Linked DNA regions of Homo sapiens: regions 2, 3, 4 and 5 are each linked to region 1. The links are chromatin contacts, found by Hi-C or POLR2A ChIA-PET in ENCODE. All regions are on one chromosome and are shown on one strand. The core of a region is the stretch at or near the end of the contact, and the rest is flanking DNA. Distances in the headings are between cores, read along the strand shown.

The links. Hi-C counts contacts between places; a loop is a spot of excess contacts on that map. ChIA-PET counts read pairs that join two places held with the same protein, here RNA polymerase II (POLR2A). Pooled maps may share reads with other maps.
Region 2: a loop to region 1 is called in a map of CD4-positive, alpha-beta memory T cell, with 16 times the contacts of the local background. The contact joins the promoter of ANXA1 here to the promoter of TLE4 in region 1. A Hi-C loop is called at or near these places in 3 of 168 maps with a recorded cell type or tissue (CD4-positive, alpha-beta memory T cell and naive thymus-derived CD4-positive, alpha-beta T cell) and 10 of 50 pooled maps.
Region 3: a map of B cell shows a loop between it and region 1 (25-fold over the local background). The contact joins the promoter of AGTPBP1 here to the promoter of TLE4 in region 1. A Hi-C loop is called at or near these places in 2 of 168 maps with a recorded cell type or tissue (B cell and naive thymus-derived CD4-positive, alpha-beta T cell) and 12 of 50 pooled maps.
Region 4: a map of vagina shows a loop between it and region 1 (16-fold over the local background). The contact joins the promoter of ALDH1A1 here to the promoter of TLE4 in region 1. A Hi-C loop is called at or near these places in 1 of 168 maps with a recorded cell type or tissue (vagina) and 1 of 50 pooled maps. POLR2A ChIA-PET finds 5 or more read pairs at or near these places in 1 of 52 experiments (A549).
Region 5: a loop to region 1 is called in a map of naive thymus-derived CD4-positive, alpha-beta T cell, with 21 times the contacts of the local background. The contact joins the promoter of NAA35 here to the promoter of TLE4 in region 1. A Hi-C loop is called at or near these places in 1 of 168 maps with a recorded cell type or tissue (naive thymus-derived CD4-positive, alpha-beta T cell), 2 of 37 single-sample maps with no recorded cell type and 12 of 50 pooled maps.

What each region holds. Positions count from the first base shown.
Region 1 is chr9:79,570,191-79,573,625 of GRCh38, forward strand. It overlaps TLE4 (TLE family member 4, transcriptional corepressor), which reads left to right and starts at 1,775. Exons shown (of 20, transcript NM_007005.6): 1 at 1,775-2,645. The coding sequence starts at 2,601. RefSeq lists silencers at 247-296, 2,207-2,326, 2,387-2,546, 2,657-3,126, 3,147-3,386 and enhancers at 1,657-1,786, 1,797-1,846, 1,887-1,976, 2,704-3,316.
Region 2 is chr9:73,150,421-73,153,821 of GRCh38, forward strand. ANXA1 (annexin A1) reads left to right here and starts at 1,445. Exons shown (of 13, transcript NM_000700.3): 1 at 1,445-1,504.
Region 3 is chr9:85,740,329-85,743,629 of GRCh38, forward strand. It overlaps AGTPBP1 (ATP/GTP binding carboxypeptidase 1), which reads right to left and starts at 1,626. Exons shown (of 26, transcript NM_001330701.2): 1 at 1,447-1,626. RefSeq lists an enhancer at 640-789 and silencers at 960-1,279, 1,350-1,949.
Region 4 is chr9:72,951,279-72,954,984 of GRCh38, forward strand. ALDH1A1 (aldehyde dehydrogenase 1 family member A1) reads right to left here and starts at 1,775. Exons shown (of 13, transcript NM_000689.5): 1 at 1,657-1,775. The coding sequence starts at 1,722.
Region 5 is chr9:85,939,591-85,943,117 of GRCh38, forward strand. NAA35 (N-alpha-acetyltransferase 35, NatC auxiliary subunit) reads left to right here and starts at 1,556. Exons shown (of 23, transcript NM_024635.4): 1 at 1,556-1,683; 2 at 2,565-2,693. The coding sequence starts at 2,570. RefSeq lists a silencer at 1,460-2,139.

The sequences.
Region 1 (3,435 bases), core at 525-3,024:
GAAGAATAGTTTTCCACTAACGCCGAACCGGCGGCACCATCTCAACCAACAGGTCAAGTTACAGTAGGCAAGCACGCATAGAAATAAACGTCTAAAACCCAGCCTGTTACATTAGCCAACACTCTTCTTGACTTTTTCCGAATTTTTTCCCTGTCCCCAAGATTAGCCGCTCGCTAGAAAAGACTGCGAGCCTCAGCAGCCTCCCCTTGAACTGGGGCGCTGCCTCCAGCTGGACACGGACTAAGGATGGAAAGGCGCACTGACGGAGGCCGCCCCCATTTCCCAGGCCCCTCCCTAGGGGTGCCCCTCCTCAGCCATGGCTGCCCCTTTCTCTCCTCCTCCAGCATCTGCCCCTGGGGCCACCCCCACCTTTCCGCCATCTCTCGGGCCCGCGTGGCACCCTGCTCTGTTTTTAACGGGGATAAACTTGACTTGCTTCTCCAAAGAGCGGGAAAAAGAGGCGCAGTCTTGGTACTGATCTGGGGGAGGGAACGTCCCAGGGCGCGCAGGGGCGTTTTCTACCCGTGCCCCGTCGGCCTGCTCTGTTCAGTACCGACCGTGTTCGGGGTTCACGTGGCCCAGTCGGCAAAGTTTCTTTGGAGGTCCAGCGTCTCTGATTCCCGGATCTTCAGCCCCACCCGGAGCCCCCACGGTTACTGCCCCCCGCGACCCCCGATGGAGCGTCGGGATGCGCTTTCTCTCCGAGTGCCTCCGGGGGTGGAGGGAGGGAGGCCTGTTTCGGAACTAAATGGCAATCACAGCCCCCGCGGGGCTTGGAGGGACGAGCTCCCCGCCCACCCCGCGGCCCCGGCCCCAGCCAGCATCTCGCGACTCCATTTCTGGCTCTAAACAAGAACGGGGACCGAGTCGCGTTCACACGGAAAATTATGCCGGCTCCAGCGGCGCGTAAAATTGATGTGAACCGAACGAAGTAAGATCAGCGTGATCCTCCCCCTCTTGTCTCAACAGGGGTTTCGGCGCGTTACACAAGGCCGAGCTTGTCTCTTTAAGGAGACATTGGACCCTAATTAGTCCGCATTCCTGGCGCGGCTGCGGAGCGAGGGGCCGAAGGTGTCTGGGTTGGGAGACGGGTGGGCGGGAGGACGAGACTCGGAAGAAGATCTTTTGACCAGCCCCCAGGCTCACCGCTCCCTCCACCCTCTTTATTTTGCCGCCACCACCACCACCACCACCAACACCTAATTCTGAAGATGCAGCCAGGGCAGCAGCAACAGCAGCAGCCGCCGATTCTCCCAGCCCCACGTTACTTTGATTGACAGCTGAACAAATGTTTTCCCGGTTCGAACGCTCGCGCTAAGGAACGTCAGCCAAGGCGAAGCTCCGCCTTGGGCGGGCCATCTCCGCCCCGCCTCCGCCAACCTCATTCCTCTTCGTTAATTGGTCGGAGCTACAGGCGACGCCCGGCCCCCACGTGGGTTTCAGCTGGGTTGGCTCCTCCCCGCTGGCTTGCCATTTGTCAGCAGTGAAATGATGGGCACTAACACAGAACGGCGATTAATGTTCAGCCACCTCTGATTGGTTGGTGGAGACGCCTACCGCAACGGGGGTGGGCGGGGCGCTTGGAGAGCTCGCCAGAGCGCTCGCATGGCGGGCCGGTGATTGTAGTCAATCTGGCCGTATTCTCAGGCAGGGTCGCCCGGGGCGGACTACATCTCCCGGGATGCTGCGCGGCCGCCCCGCGGAAGATTGTGAATATGTATCAGAATGTTAATGATTAGCTGCTGCTAAATTTGGTCAAAGAAGTCACCTACACAGAGCGTGTTGTTAGAGCTGTGCTGAGCGGGTGTTTGGGTTGTTGGCTGCTTTCTTCCCCCTTTCTCACACACTTGTATATTATTTTGAGGTGGTGTTCGCAGAGTTTGAAAGGAGAGAGAATTAAAAAAAAAAGCCGCAAGCGTTTCACTCTTTTATTTTTATAATCCCCTTCAATTTGGGGTTAAAAAAAAGACAAGAAAACAGGAAGGAAGAGAAATAAGGAAATGAGATGTGGTAAAAGAAGCTAAAAGGTGCCTTTTAAAAGATCGTTGCTGTGAAGTGAAAAAAATCTCCAGAGAAACCAAAAAGCACCGCCGAGACCTCTTCCGAACCAAAGGAGTTTGTGTTTGCTTTTAGGGAAGAAGAAAGATCATTCATTCGGAGGAATAACAACCAATTAAAAGACAAATAAAAAAAGTTTGGAGTGGGACGCAGAGCGAGCGAGAGGAGCTGCCGGCGGGCGGTGGGGCGCGGAGCCCGCACTTTCCCGGCCGGGTGAGCGGCGGCCGCGGCGCCGGGCTCGGCGGGTGCGCCTCGGCGGAGCGAACGTCGGAGCGTTGCCTTGGGAGACGCGCGCCGGACAATGCCCGCGGCGGGCCAGTGACGCCCGCGGGGAATGCGGAGCGGCCCGGCAGCCGGCACCCAGCCGCCGCCGCGCGTTCCTGCCGCCCGTGTCACGCGAGACCCGGCGGGGGCCGGGACCGCCCGAGCCGCCCCTCAGACCGAGCCGGCCGCCTCCGCTGCCGCGGCCGCCTCCTCTTCGGGGTCATTAAAGCCAATGAGCCGCGCGCCTCTGCCGAGCGCAGCCAACTAAATCGGCTTGGATGATTCGCGACCTGAGCAAGATGTACCCGCAGACCAGACACCCAGTGAGTGCGGGCGGCGGGGCGCGGGCTCGCCGGGTGCTGGGGGATTCCCCGCGTCGCCCCCTGCGCACCGAGTTGTGTCTTTTGGCCGGAGGGGCGTGGAGAGCCGCCCGAAATCGGCGCCCCGCGCCGGGAGCAGCCCGCCCGCCATCACCCCCACCCCCCGGCGCGGTGGCCCTCGGAGGGGGTGCGGAGAGGCAATTGAGTTGTAGCCATTTTCTTATTGTTGTCTTTGAAGCCCCTGGAAGCCGCGCCGAGCCGTTTGCGGTCCCCGCGCCGCGACTCCTCGAGGGGGGGTGGCGAGCGATGAAGGAGGCGCGACTCCGCGCCCGGGCGGGGAGGGCGCCCTCGGCAGCGGCGCTGCTGGGCTGGCTGCGGTTTGGAAGTGCGGGGCGCCGGCCCCTCGCGCCGCGGGCCGCCGGGGCGAGCGGGCGAACGAACGAGCCGAGAGGGTGGCGGCCGCCTCCCTCCTCCCCCGGCCTGACCGCAGCCCGACGCCATGGCGCGGGTCCCCCCGACGGGCCAGTTTCGATTCCGGGTGAGGAGGGAGTGGGCGCGGCGCGCGGGTCCCTGGGTGCCTGTCTTTGGCCGGGGAGGGGAGACGGGACTCGAACCCTCGGGGTCCGGGGCGCGGGGGCCTGCGGGCGGGAGTATGCGGGGCCCCAGGACCACCTCGAAACCAGCCTCTGCCTGGGCTGTTGGGCGCGAGGAGGGTTGCGGGAGGAGAGTTTTAATCTCTCTTTGCTTGCGTGCGCGATGACCCTCACCCCCCGCTAACGCCGCATAGTAGGTT
Region 2 (3,401 bases), core at 195-2,694, 6.4 Mb before region 1:
AAATATTTAGATTAGATGATCATCCTACTTCAGGATATGTTGACTTCATTGATATTGGCATCGAGCACTTAGAATGTATTATAAAATACTGCCAATCTTTAGAAAGTATTTTCATTAACTTCCTAAACTTCATGTTTTTTATGTGAAATATCTATGAGGAAAAGAGGAAAAAGAACAAACCACTAAATGCAGCATAAATTGAGCCATAATGCTGTGAGATTTTACACCTGTGCACTTTAATGGAAACATCATATAATACTTTGTAGGGTTTAAAGAAGAATGAAAATGAACCACTATGGAAGTTACCAGAACCAATTTTCCTCCATTGGGTGGGAAATTTCTTATGGAATGTGTTCTGTAATAGTTGCTGCTCCATTAATCCTTTCATTTTATAGGTCTAGTTCCTTGTTTTGGTGTTCAACTAGTCTACAATGTCAAAGATGTGTATCAAAATGTATATATAACTGATCTATATTACAGTTTATATATATAGTTCTATGTAACTGACTCTATTTAAAAGAATTAATGTAGATAGGCCTTCTGATGTCAATGCTTTTATTGAATGTCATAATGATCAAATTTTTGGCATTACCTTTGTTCAAAATTTTGAGCCAATCTGGAACTTTATTACTTCTATATTTCTTATTTATAACAACAAGCTATATCTAGGAACAAAAGTCGTTTATTTTTTAAGGCAAGAAAAATATAAATAGAAAATTATTCGGCACTGTGTAATGTTAAAATTTACAAATATATGTTATTTCTCCATTGTCACAAGAATTCTAGTGGGTAGACAACTTAGATAATGCTCCTATATACAAAAGTAAAAACAGCTAGGCATGGTGGCTCACGCCTGTGATTCCAACTCTTAGGGAGACAGAGGCAGGAGGATAGCCTGAGCCCAGGAGTTTGAGACCTGCCTGGGCAATATAACGAGACCCCATTCTCCACAAAAAGCGGGGGAAAAAGACAACAAAACAAAAGTAAAAACAGGTTCAGAAAAATTAAGTATGTCCCTAAAGTCACAGAATAATAAGTGATGGAGGTGGAATTCAAATGTAATATTTTGTTTGTTGGTTTGTTTAGTTTTGAAGGTAACATACTTTTTAGTCTACAACCTATTTAACTACAAAAGTGTGCCAATCACTGGTATTAGGATTGGGGCAGATGTATACTCTGAAAATAAAAGTGCAAAATAAATATCCCATCTGGAAATAAAAGTGCAAAATAAAGAGGGAGGAAAAATCAGCCCTTCCATTTCTTTTCCTTTGTAATGCCAGTTGAATTGGTTTAGTGAGTAGTTTTGCAAGACTTGTTTCACTTTGTTTTTGGACATAGCTGAGCCATGTACTTCAAACAGAAGGCAGCCAATTACTAACTTCTGGTTGCTAGGTGTGGCTTCCTTTAAAATCCTATAAAATCAGAAGCCCAAGTCTCCACTGCCAGTGTGAAATCTTCAGAGAAGAATTTCTCTTTAGTTCTTTGCAAGAAGGTAGAGATAAAGGTAAGTCTTGGTTTTCCTTTTAGTTAGTTTTGGTTGTTTTGAAAACTTTTCTCATCACTATGTTAAATGTTACTGCTTCTACAGGATTTATGGTTAGTTGCATTTAACATGATAAGTCATTCATAAATCTTTCTGTAGAATTACATTGGATATTTATATTTTAGGAATCACAAATTACAATATTTTTGTTCTACTTAGTTAACAAATACAAGTAAAAATAAGATAAGTTTGCTTAATACTGGCTCATTGTACTCTTGGTAAGTTACCATGAGAAAGAAGGGAAGAATGTGCTTTCCCTCTGGTAGCCTTAAAAGAATGTGTTTTTCCTTTCCTTCCCCTTGAAATATTTCTTCCCAAGAGCTGTGTGTTTTACAGAGAAATCGTGATGGGGGCTGCTTTTTGGGGGCAAGAACAAAAGTGATAGGAGTGGGCTGCAGGGAACTGTTTCAAAATAGTAGGACTTTCATAATTTATTTTCTTCTTTTGTAAGGAAAACAAGATAGATTCAGACCTCAAAGTGCTAATCATGCTCTTTGTAATAAACATTTAAAAATATATGTTATATTTGCTTATGCTATTTAAAATAAGAAGGTCCGCTTATTACTTTTTTCATTTAAAGAGGGTGTGGCCACATTCCTTTTCTTGTAGGCTCTGTGTCATATACAGTCTTTTCAAGTGCTGGCTGGAAAACCTAAAAAGAAGGGAAATACTTTCTGGGTAGTGTCAGATACATTATCCTAGGGGAATGTCAGTGAGGCCCTCCAACAGCTATTCCACTTGATTGTTGCATGAGCTAATGGCCATAAAACTCCTTAGAAAAGCACAAAGCAAAACTAAAGAAGAGTATTTACTAGTGTTGGATATATTTGTAAAAGTGAGATTACAAATCATGTATCTGGCTATTTTTTTCTTAAACATGTTCCTTCAAGAATTTTTCTGTTCGTTCATTTTAAATATTTATTAAATGTTCTGATTTCTTATGTTCACTGCTAGCTAATTAACAAGGATGGAATTTTTCTTGCCTTGGTTATATCTAAAAGATTGTAAAAACTTTGAGAAAGCAATGTTGCCCTCTTTCCACAGGAGTATTTTGGTAGCTGTAAGAGAATGCACATTGCAAATGACTCAAATGTGGTAAAATGTTGGTTTCATAATTCTGAAATGGCCTCTTCCCCAAAAGTGACAGTAACACCCTAGCTCCAGGCTCAACCACATCCAGCACATAGCCAACATTTAACAGATGTTGACAAAATAGTTAATAATAATATTATTAAGGAACCAGCCAGAGTTTCATGCTTATTAAATACTTTTTCAACCAGAAGGTCTGCAAAGGTTGATTTCTGAATATGACGTTAGCTCTCTCTAGACCTATTAATTTACGACATTTCAAATCAGAGGTAAACCAGCAGACCTATTATTTTTCAATGATAAACTATAAACAGTTTTTTGAAGTCAACTATTTCCTTTTCCTTTAAAATTGGACAGAATTTCATCAGGAAGCTCAGAACAATCCAATTTATATAATGCCTTCCTTCATTATGCTAATTTTCTTCATCTTCATCTACTTGAAGTAATATTTAAGATTGGCACTTCAGAGCTGTAAATGGATCTTAGATGATAATTACTTCAACATTCTTATTTTATAAACGAAGACCCTCTGGAGAAGCTAAATGTTTTTCTTGAGGTCAGATCGCCAGATAATCAAGAACCAGTATACTTCAATTTGTATTTTATATCCTATAGTTGTGGGTAGAAAATGTTCATTAAATTAGTGTAGATATGTTTTTTAAAATATTAGCAATGATACATGATATTCATTCAATAATACTTATTAACATCCTAAATTCCAGGCATTTTGCTAGGGATTGGAAGTACATACATAATGAATATTATTATT
Region 3 (3,301 bases), core at 376-2,875, 6.2 Mb after region 1:
TGTAACTTCACCATAGAATTTAACTTAAGAGAAGTGGAATGGGAAAAAGAGCAAGTCATATTAGAACTCTGCCTGCATGATGAGAAACAGTGGGTAAGGCACGACTTATTATTTCGCAGTAATTCTACATAGGAAATACAGATCTTTCAGAGTTTTGTTTGGTTTTGACATTTGGCACATGTTTTAAAATAAGCACCATTTAAAGTTCCTTAAATAAATCATTTCTTTTTTGGCCTACTGAACTAAAAACATTCCACAATACAATTACAAAAATAACTTTCCGGTTTTCTCAGACAACCAGTTTATAAGAATAATTCAGAAGTTCACAAAGGATAATTTGATTTACATAAAGCTTAAAAAACGGACATAAAAGGTAAGTGAAAATGACCGATTAAGAAGACTGTTAAGGTCCTTTCTAACTACAAATTGTCATGCATTGTAATTAAACACAACTACAATGTTAAACACCTGAAGGAAAAAACCCACATAGAATTAATACTGCCAAAGAAAATTTCCGCTATCTTCAGGCACTTGAGTAAGCTATGTTAAAACGGGAAATGGGCTTTAAATTATCAACATTCACATCGATTACACTATGATGCATGAAAACTCCATTCTACAATGAGTAAACGCCCAAGAAAGGAACCCAACCAACTCCAATTGCCCTGGTGCTCGTAAGAGGTTTATACCGCACAAGGGGTAAAACAACGGTAGAGTCGAGCAAGCCTTTGGGTTACAACAGTCCTTGAACACTTGCAATTGAGAACCCGCAATTCAGGAAGGAAGACACTAAGGAAACTCTGCACTGTCATCCAGGGTGATCTGATTCAGGTTCAAACCAAACGCTCAAGGCGACAAGTTGTAAACAGAAGACACACTTCAGCTCAAACCACCCAGCGAGAGGAAGCAAACGTGCCCATCGCCGATGTCACAGCAAATCCCACCTTGCTGGCGCTCAGTCGGGAACGCTAGAATTCTCGAAGCACAGGGGCCCGCGATTCAGCGGCCCGCTACCACTGGGGCGGGGGAGAGCGGGGCTGGGCGCGCCCGCCCCCGGCCCTGCAGCCCCTCGGCTGGACTCCCCGCGGCGCCGCGAGCTCGGGCCCGAGAGAAAGGGCTGAGCAGAAAGGGCGGCCTCCGCCCAGAGACCGCGCCCGATACCCTCCGCAAGGTCTGGGACGGGGATCCACCGAGGGTCCGGGGACTGGGGAAGGCGTTTTCCAGACCCAGTCAAAGCCCCACCCCGTCAGGGCTTTCCCTCAAGACCGAGTGCGTTCCCCTCACGCGTCACATGTGTAACATGCGTTACACAACCCGTCAGGTAAGGGGCGCAGGGATCCGGGGTCGCCCCTCCTACCCCCGGGCGCCGTCGCTCGCATCTCCCGCGGCCCGGGGAGAGCAGAGGGACGGCCGGCCGGGACATGAGGACTGCAGCAGGGCGCTCACCGGCTCAGGATGGGGCGCTGGCGGGGACCGCGCAGAGCCGCAGCACCCGGCTCAGCACCTGGATCACGGCGGATCCCTCGCCGCCCGCCGCCCGGTGTTTTCATACAAACCCCGGTGGCAGGCGAGGCGGAGGCGGCGGCGGCGGCAGCTGCGGCGGCGGCGCTGGAGGCGGCGGAACCTGTCCGCATCCCGGGCAACGTCAGCGCGGCGCCCCGCCCACCGCACGCCTTGCCAGCCGGCTCCCAGCACGCGCAGGGAGTGGGGGCGGGGCGTGCGAGGCCGCGAAAGGGGCGGGGCGGAGCGCACGCCCTCTTCCCGCCGCGTCCCTTGTTACCTCCGTGCGCGCTGCGCCCCGCCTCTCTGCGCGCCTGACGGGAGGGAGCGCGCGCGTGGGGGCGGAGCGCGCACGGGAGCGGGAATTAGGGGCGGGTGTTCCGCGCGCTGCCGGTCCCTTGTACCCAGCAGCCCCGGCCACCGCCCCTCCGTACCGAACTGCGAGCGACTCCCCACGTTCTTCAAGTCATCTTTCTGTACACTCCCAACGAGGGCCCCAGCCTTTTCCCGGAACTAAGCCCGCGCCCACCCCCTCCCCCGCCATCAATCAGTCACTTTCTTAGGAAGGGTTCTTAAAGCTCCCCACGTGATCCCGGGGTCGCATCAAACGCTGGGGACTGCGGTAAAGCTTAGACCTTTCCTGACCTCAAGGAGGGTCCATAATAAGAGGCTGGAAGGGACATGCTGTTACTACAATCGGGCTCCCAGAAAACAACAGGATTGCACCTTGTGGCCAAATCTCAGTAAATTAGATGCCTAGTGCTGCAGCGAACAAAATAGCATGCTGATTTACTGTTTTTTGAAAAAGTGCCTGCATATAATCAAAACGGTAATGCTAAGTTGGCTACTGAAGGCAAAGGCGGAATGTTTTATCTGAGCCAAAGTAATGTGTCAGAGAAATTACTAATACACCCCCTTCTGTTTTGACTGTACTTCAGTGTACTGCAATGTATTGCAAATAAATACTGACATCATTTACTTTTTCACGTTGCACAAGAACATGTTTGCTACTGTTTATGGTAAGGAATGTAATATCACAACTAGATAAGGGAATGCATTGAGAACTGTGAGATTTTTGTTTTGTTTTATGATCTTGTTCAAATAAAATTAAGCAGGTGTGAAAGCAATTCAAAAAGTAACCCAAGGTACACCACAGTGCTTCTTACAGTTTGCCCTTGGTAGATGTCTTTATTCAGATGAACAAGAAACTGCCATTTTATAAACATCGTAGTTTCCCTCATCGTGAGCACTAAAAGATAGGTTACGGTATTTAAAATAATTTTGAAACAACCACCACCCCAAACCACCCAATCAGAAACGTATTATCTGAAAATACCCAATAATAATGTAATAATTTTACAATAATGCTAAATATGTATGTAATATACCTGAAACTTTTCTTAAAGAACATGTTTCTAAATGAGTCAACCTGCAATATAGGAAGATATTATGTGGATGTGTGTGTTTGTGGAATTTGAATCCCACTTTCACAAGCACTGTTAGCATAGTTTGATGACCACAACACAGACCCAGGAGATTAACCCACACAAGATAAATAGCAGCATTACATAGCTTTGAAATGATTCCAATCACATAGTTTGCCACAAGAGTGAGTGATTTATGTTTTGCGGTAATTAAGAACTTAGAGCTACTCCCCCACCCCCTGGGAATGTGACATCACTCTTCATCAGATCCCACGTGTATGAAGTTGAAATAAACTTCACCTCTCCTAGCTAATGTGACGTTACACCTTATCAAACACCATATATATGTTACTGACCTCAACTACAGGATTTCGAAA
Region 4 (3,706 bases), core at 525-3,024, 6.6 Mb before region 1:
GGTCTGTGCTTGTATGTTAGATTTTTAGGACCATCTCATTTGTCTAGTACCGCTTCTTACATGCTTAGTTAATGACTACTAAGTGAAGCTTAATTTAGCAGGAAGGTTATTTACATTAGAGCTTCCTTGAAATACACACACAAGGAAGACTTTGCAAACTTCTGCAAAGCCAAAGGAGTGGGGAGACAGGGGCATCCAGACTACCAAAATATCTTCCTAGGTAGTATTATTAAAAAAAAAATCCCATTAATAATAGTAATACAATAATCTGAGCATTGTCGACAATTTTGAGCTTCATGAAATGTATTTTTAAATGTACCCACTTTCAATTGAAATTTCTTGTGAATGACAAACTTGGAATAAGAAAATGAGGGAGACTGGACTCTTGCAACCTTTTGGACATACCTTTGCCAAATGTAAATTGTTTGACGGTATGGATTTACTGCATTTTTCATGCTACCATTTGTAGTAAAACTAAATGGAAAAAATCTTTCCTCTTTAACAAAACCTCGTGATAACAATACCTTAAAATACACTTCATAGCTGCTGGTCAACCATGTTAAAGGCACAATCTGATCTCTGCTGCTACTTTCCTGAGGAAAAGAGCCAATCAGCTGAGCAACTTCCTCATTTGTTGTGCTTTATGAAAATGAAAATGCAACAGACCTTGGGATTTCAAAGCCATCCATGGTTACAAGTGAGGAAATAAATATATAACAGTGGGGACTTTTACTTTATCATTAAATTATAATGCCCTTTGTTTTTCTGTTGGCTAATTCAGACAGCAAAATGGCTCTCTCTTGATTTGCAAGAGTTAATTTCTTACCATACTTTCTGCATCACACCATAAAGATAACTTCAAGTAATTTTGGTTAGATTGTGTTTTATTCATTTGTTTGTTTTGGAGTTCTAGGATCTGACAGGAAAGCAGTGTGAAACAGGCAAAGTTCAGAGTTACTCTCAGAACGACTCAAGCAGGATCCATTTCCTAGTTCCCCCCAGCTGCGGATTTTAAAGTCTGGATCTAGCTCCTGCTCTTGTTTCTCTAAATATTTATCAGTTAACAATTACACATCTGCTCCAATGGCAACAAACTTGGCTGAAGAAATAATGCTTTTCTTCCTCCCACCAAAATATGCAAAATAATGCAAGTCCATCTGAAGATTTTCGAATCCAATTATCAGACTTAAGTCCCCCTATTTTAACACTCATTTTATTAAACATATTGGAAAGTTATGTTATTTCAGTATGCTCTCTTTCTCCTTGTTTGCTTTCTATTGTTCCTACTCGTTTGGTTCTTTCCAGTAAGCTTCTCTAGTGAGTATTTTGCTCTCTTATCATACATGCCGGCTATAGTGAAGTTAATAGAAGTGCTTAGTAAAGTCCTCTGAATCCTGGTATAAGAATCCTTTCACACAGAAGAGAATTCCTTTCGCTTGGAAATATTTTAAGAAATAAATTTATGAAAGATTGTCTGATATGATTTAGATCATATTTGATCAGGACACTAAACTGAGACCTGCATTTTGCATGCCTTTTATTTTTATATTTGCAAAGGGCTCTTTACACAAGTTTACTTAAATTGACCTTTAATGCTTTACATAAATGCAGTTTTTGCAAACCCGAGTCAAAGCAGAAAATAGAAGTTTTACTCACCTTAGTATATTGAATCTTCAAATCGGTGAGTAGGACAGGTAAGTCTGGCGTGCCTGAGGATGACATTTCTGATTCGGCTCCTGGAACACAGGTGACTGGCTCAGCAATTTGGTTCTGATAGAGCACTTGGCTTTATTTGTTCCTTTTTTATCTGCACGGGCTAAAGTTTATTTGCATACTCGGATACGATTGGATGAACAAACTCAGAGCAAAAAAAGAAAACGACACTACTTATTTGTAACACCTAGGGCAGGAAGCCTTTGACTTTAAACTTAAATCCTTAAGAAACCAGTGCTCCAGCATCGAATTTGTACCTGGAGACAGTGCACTATTTGCAGATGAATTAATTTACAAAGCCGAAACCTGTGATAAGTGTATGCAGCAGCTGCTCTGGCCACTAAGGCCAGTTATTATTTTTTTGACTTCTCATGCTTTTTAATGCTACTATGTAACTTTCTGTTCTCTGACAGACTTGGAATCAGAGAATTTGAGGATTGAAAAGAGTCTAAAAGGGCACTTGTTCTCAGTAGAAGCTGGCCAGGTGTCTTCAGGACAAGGCTTTCAGGAAATCAGTCCATCTCCCAGAAAATCAAGGTGCTGTTTGGGGAAGAAAGGCCCTTTATCTACACCCTACCCTAAGTTAGTTTTAAAATATCGTATCAGTCTTGTGTATTTTCAGTGCTGGGTAAGTAGACCTACTGTGATCTCAGAAGCCCTAAATTATCTTTATTTTCTATATGTGAACAGAAAAGCCAGCAGGACTTTTAGGGAATTCGGAACACACTGTCACACACAATCACCACAATTAGAAATATGGCAATATCATCTATTAATACTCATTTAAAATGAAAGTAATCCTGGTTTTGGAAGTTGTCTGTATTTATCAACATAGGCAGTGTACAAAGACTAAATTTAAGCAGGGCTTCCAAACAATTCAAGTTCTTAAATTAATATTTAGCTGAAGGACAATTTTTTAAACAGTGTTACTCCCATTTTAAGTACAATACTTTATTGTATTGTAGCTCTAGCAAACGTTACAATAGGAACAAGATAAAATACTCTGGATGCTCTGATTGTGGAGAATCAACCAATTTTTTTTTTTCTAGTGAAACTTGCCAATTCCCCTGAATATGGGACTTACATAGGGAAACTAAAAATTTCTGAATTGTTTGCCCAAATCAGGTGCAGCACTTGTTTCCCTTTCTACCCTCATTTCATATCCCCATTTTAGAGACATACAGAGGGTGAGTAGCTTACTTATGGTCACAGATCTATTAGTGCAGGACCAGAATTTCATTTCAGGCCAGTCTGACTCCCAAACCTGGACTCTTATTTCTGTTTACTATTTCTACCCTATTCTCCACAAGAGAACTCCTACATGGGTTCAAGCATCAACTGCTTTGGTTTTCTCAGTGAATAGTCACCCTTACAGGCATTTAAACATAACTTTTTATTCATCTAAGACAAGAATTTGCAAAACTTTTTCTGTAAATATTTTCAGCCTCTGGGCTGGATGGTTTCTGATATAATTTACTTGACTCTATTTAAAAGAAACTGTAGATGATAGGTAAATTAATGGGTGTAGTTGTTTTCCTATAGAACTTTATTTAAAAAGACAGAAGGCAGGCCAGATTTGGTGCACGGGCCAACTCCCTAGATTCTAAGGCAATATCATTCCCAATGCCTTTGACTCCCCCGTGTCTTATGTTTGATGACCAGATAGAAACTTCTGTGTTCTTTCAACATTTCTCTGTTTCTTTCTTTTTGGAAAGTCTAATTGTTTTCTCTCTCAAAAATGTGTTTTGAGTTAAATGCACAATTACACAACAGCTGTTACATAACTTGAGAGTGGCGCTCTGGCCATGCCCAAACAGCTGTGTTTTGCTGCTTTCTTCTCCCAGAGTCACAGTTGTTTGTGGATTCAAATACTGGTTTATTTGATGTCCAGGCGATGAAAGCTCAAGGCTTCATAACATACTTGGCTTGTCATCTCACTTCTTATATGATCATTCTCAATTGTATTTTATTGGATAATTATGTAAGAACAGTC
Region 5 (3,527 bases), core at 306-2,805, 6.4 Mb after region 1:
TGCAATGGCACCATCTCGGGTCACAGCAACCTCTGCCTCCTGAGTTCAAGGGATTCCCCTGTCTCAGCCTCCCAAGTGGCTGGGATTACAGGCGCACGCCACCATGCCTGGCTAATTTTTTTGTATTTTTAGTAGAGACAGGATTTCACCATATTGGTCAGGCTAGTCTCCAACCCGACCTCTCCACTGCCAGCCTCCCAAAGTGTTGGGATTACACGCATGAGCTACCAGCTACCAAGCTCAGCCTGATTTCTTTTACTCAATATATTTTTGAAATTCATTCATGTTGTATGTCAAGTAGTTTATCCCTGTTTATTGATAATTACATTCATTACATTGTATGGATATGCCACAAATTGTTTTTATTCAACAGTTGATGGACATTTGGGTTGTCTGTAGTTTTTGATGATTAAAAACAAAGCTGGGCCAGGCACGGTGGCTCATACCTGTAATCCCAGCACTCTGGGAGGCTGAGGTGGGCAGATCACGAGGTCAGGAGTTTGAGATCAGCCTGACCAACATGGTGAAACCCCATCTCTACTAAAAATACAAAAAACAGCCTGGTGTGGGGGCAGGCGCCTGTAATCCCAGCTACTCGGGAGACTGAGGCACGAGAATTGCTTGAACCTGAAAGGCAGAGGTTGCAATGAGCCGAGATCAGGTCACTGCACTCTAGCAGGGGCGACAAGAGTGACACTCTGTCTCAAACAAAAACAAAAACAAAGCAAAACAAAGCTGGTATGAACATTAACGTACAAGCCTTTGTATGAATATGTTTTTGTTCCTAAGTAAATTCGTAGATTACTGGATCGAATGATAAGTATATGATTATAAGGAGAGATTGTTAAGTTTTCCAAAGTGGTTGTACCATTTTGCATTACCACCACCAACATAACAGAGGTCCAGTTGCTCTGCATCCTTGCCAACATTTGGTATTATCTTTTCCATCTTTTAATTTTGGGCCATCCTAAAGAACAGGTGGTGATAAAGATGTGCTTCTTACCTGCGCCCGTCTATTTATGTAACCCCATTTAAAAACTGATCATTTTATTAATAAATTAAAAAAATCTAAAACATATAAGAATCTGAAATTAAATGTCTGGCTTGACTTTGCAGATATTTTGAATCTATGTTTCCTCACGAAACTCCCAGGCGCTGTATAGGAAACATAAATCCGTTGTCAGGCAGCAGTAGCACGCTGTTGCTCTCGGAGCTTGGCTGCTCGTTCGTGCTCGCAACCACTAAGGTCTACGCAAACCTCCACGGTTTCCTTCCGCCTTCGCGTCACCTTTCTAAGAAATTCCCAGAGGGCAGCGCAGACGGGGCGGGCTCTGAGACTCCGGGCTCCGCCTCTTTCCGGGAACCGCCCACTACCCAGGACTCCGACAGAGGGTGAAAAAAGATAACTTCCGGTCTCGCGATCGTCTCTAATCTCGCGAGAAGAGAAGGCGGCCGCCATCGGCCGAACGGAGGCGGTGGCGAGGGAGGGGGTGTGGCCGGGGAGCGCGAAGTCCCCGGGAGTAAGGGAGAGGGGGCGGGGTCGCGCGTCCCGGGCATACGCATGCGTGCACGCTGCCGGTCGGGCTGGGCTGAGAGGGGAGGGGGCGGCGGCGGCCGAGGCGGCGTCGTTATTTCCGTGGTCCGGACAGTGCGTGGCGGCGCGGGTGACCACGGGAGAAGTAGGTAGGGACCGCCCCTGCGTAGCCATTGAAACCCTCTCGCTCGTGTGTCCGAGAGCCGCAGCCCCCCGCGCGTGTGGCAGATCCTGGGGACCCCAGGTCACCCTGCGGCCCCGGCCCTCCCGCTGCGCGTCAGGTAGGAGCGGCGGGCTCCCCAGTGCCCGCTGTCGGCCGAGGCCCCACTCTTGCCCGGTGTTGCCGAGGCGACGACCCGGCGCCGGACGTGCCCGCCCTCCCGCGCGGCGACAGCTCTGTCCTTGCTTATGCGCCCAGTGGGACCGGGGCTGGGCTGGGCTGACCCGGGCAGGGCGGAAGGGAAGCGTGTGCCCGCCTCAGGTGTGCCTCGGCCCTAGGCCCGGCCGGCGGGACCCTGCGGTGCCTGCCGGCTCCTCATTGCTCCCGGCGAGGTTCTGCCTGGGTCCGGGCCGGCTCTGGCCCGGGAGAGGTCCCAGCGAGCTCTGGCCAGATGAAGGGCTACCTTGATTGACTTCGGTAGCTGCCGCATGGGGTCCTGGGCTGCGAGAGGGGACCCTGAATAGTGCCTTGGTCTTTTGTGGCTATTATTGAAAGTTGGAAGCTCTGGAGTTGTTCTTTTCGGGCCAGAGGTGAGATGGTTTGTGATTTTTCTTCTTAAACAGTAGGAAGGCAAAATGTTTATGGGCCCTGGTAGGTGGTGGGCTAATAGTAAGCAGCAGGAGTGTTAATTGACGTGCGATTTGATTGCATTAAGGTTATTCTTTGCAGTACTGTCCTTAGACTCAGAAGAGTTCTGCTTTAAAGAGTTTAGTTAAGACTTCATCCTATGCTGAAACAAACACCCATTTCTGCAAATACTCTTGCCCTGAAAGCTACATCCTCTCTCTTACATCAGTATTAATTTTACAGGCATAATGGTTATGAAAGCTTCTGTAGATGATGACGATTCAGGATGGGAGCTCAGTATGCCAGAAAAAATGGAGAAAAGCAATACAAACTGGGTGGACATTACCCAAGATTTTGAAGAAGCTTGTCGAGGTGAGTCTGATTTTTGGATTAGAAGTTCAGCATCTGGAAGGGGTAGAATGACGATTGTGCTTTCTAAACTTACCTCATTAGATGAAATCAACAGGTAAATGTGGTTTGTTGAGTTTGTTAGCCACACTTATTCTGTATCCTCTAATTTTAACTTTAAAGCAAATGTATATTTGATACAGCATTAAATACAGATGTTGAGGCAGTATTTTAAAATTGAATTTTTCTTGCTTTAACAGGTTAGAGAGAGCAGTAATTTCTAACTGTGGAAAACACTTTGTTAATCTAAAAGATAATAGTATTTTTGTATGTTTGAGGTTTCAGTATGATCAGATCACATCATTCCTTGTTTAAGATTGTCCAGTGGCTTCCTGTTGCAGGTAGAATAAAATCCACCCTCCTTCCCTATGGGTCTATAAAATCTGGTCCCTGCCTGCCACTCAGGTTTCATTTATGTGCCACTGTCCCCGCCAGGCTTATTACATTCCAGTCACAGGTCTTTTTTATCTCTTCGTAATACACACCAAGGTGGTTCTCCCAGGTGTTTGCATTTTTTGTTTTCTTTCTTTTAAATTGCTTTGCCCCTCGCTTTCACACAATTCTTCTTAAGTGTTAACCTCCCTGGTGAGGACCTCAAAACAACCACTCATTCTCTCCTCTGCAATTCCACCTCAGTTGAATCACTTTTTATTTTCTTCATACAGCTTATCTTTTTCAGAAGCCATAATTGTCAATTATTTCTTGTTTATTTTCAGTCTCACTCACTGGAATATAAGCTCCGTGGGGGCAGAGATAATTTCTGTAACCCTAGTATACAGAACAGTTCCTGGCACATAG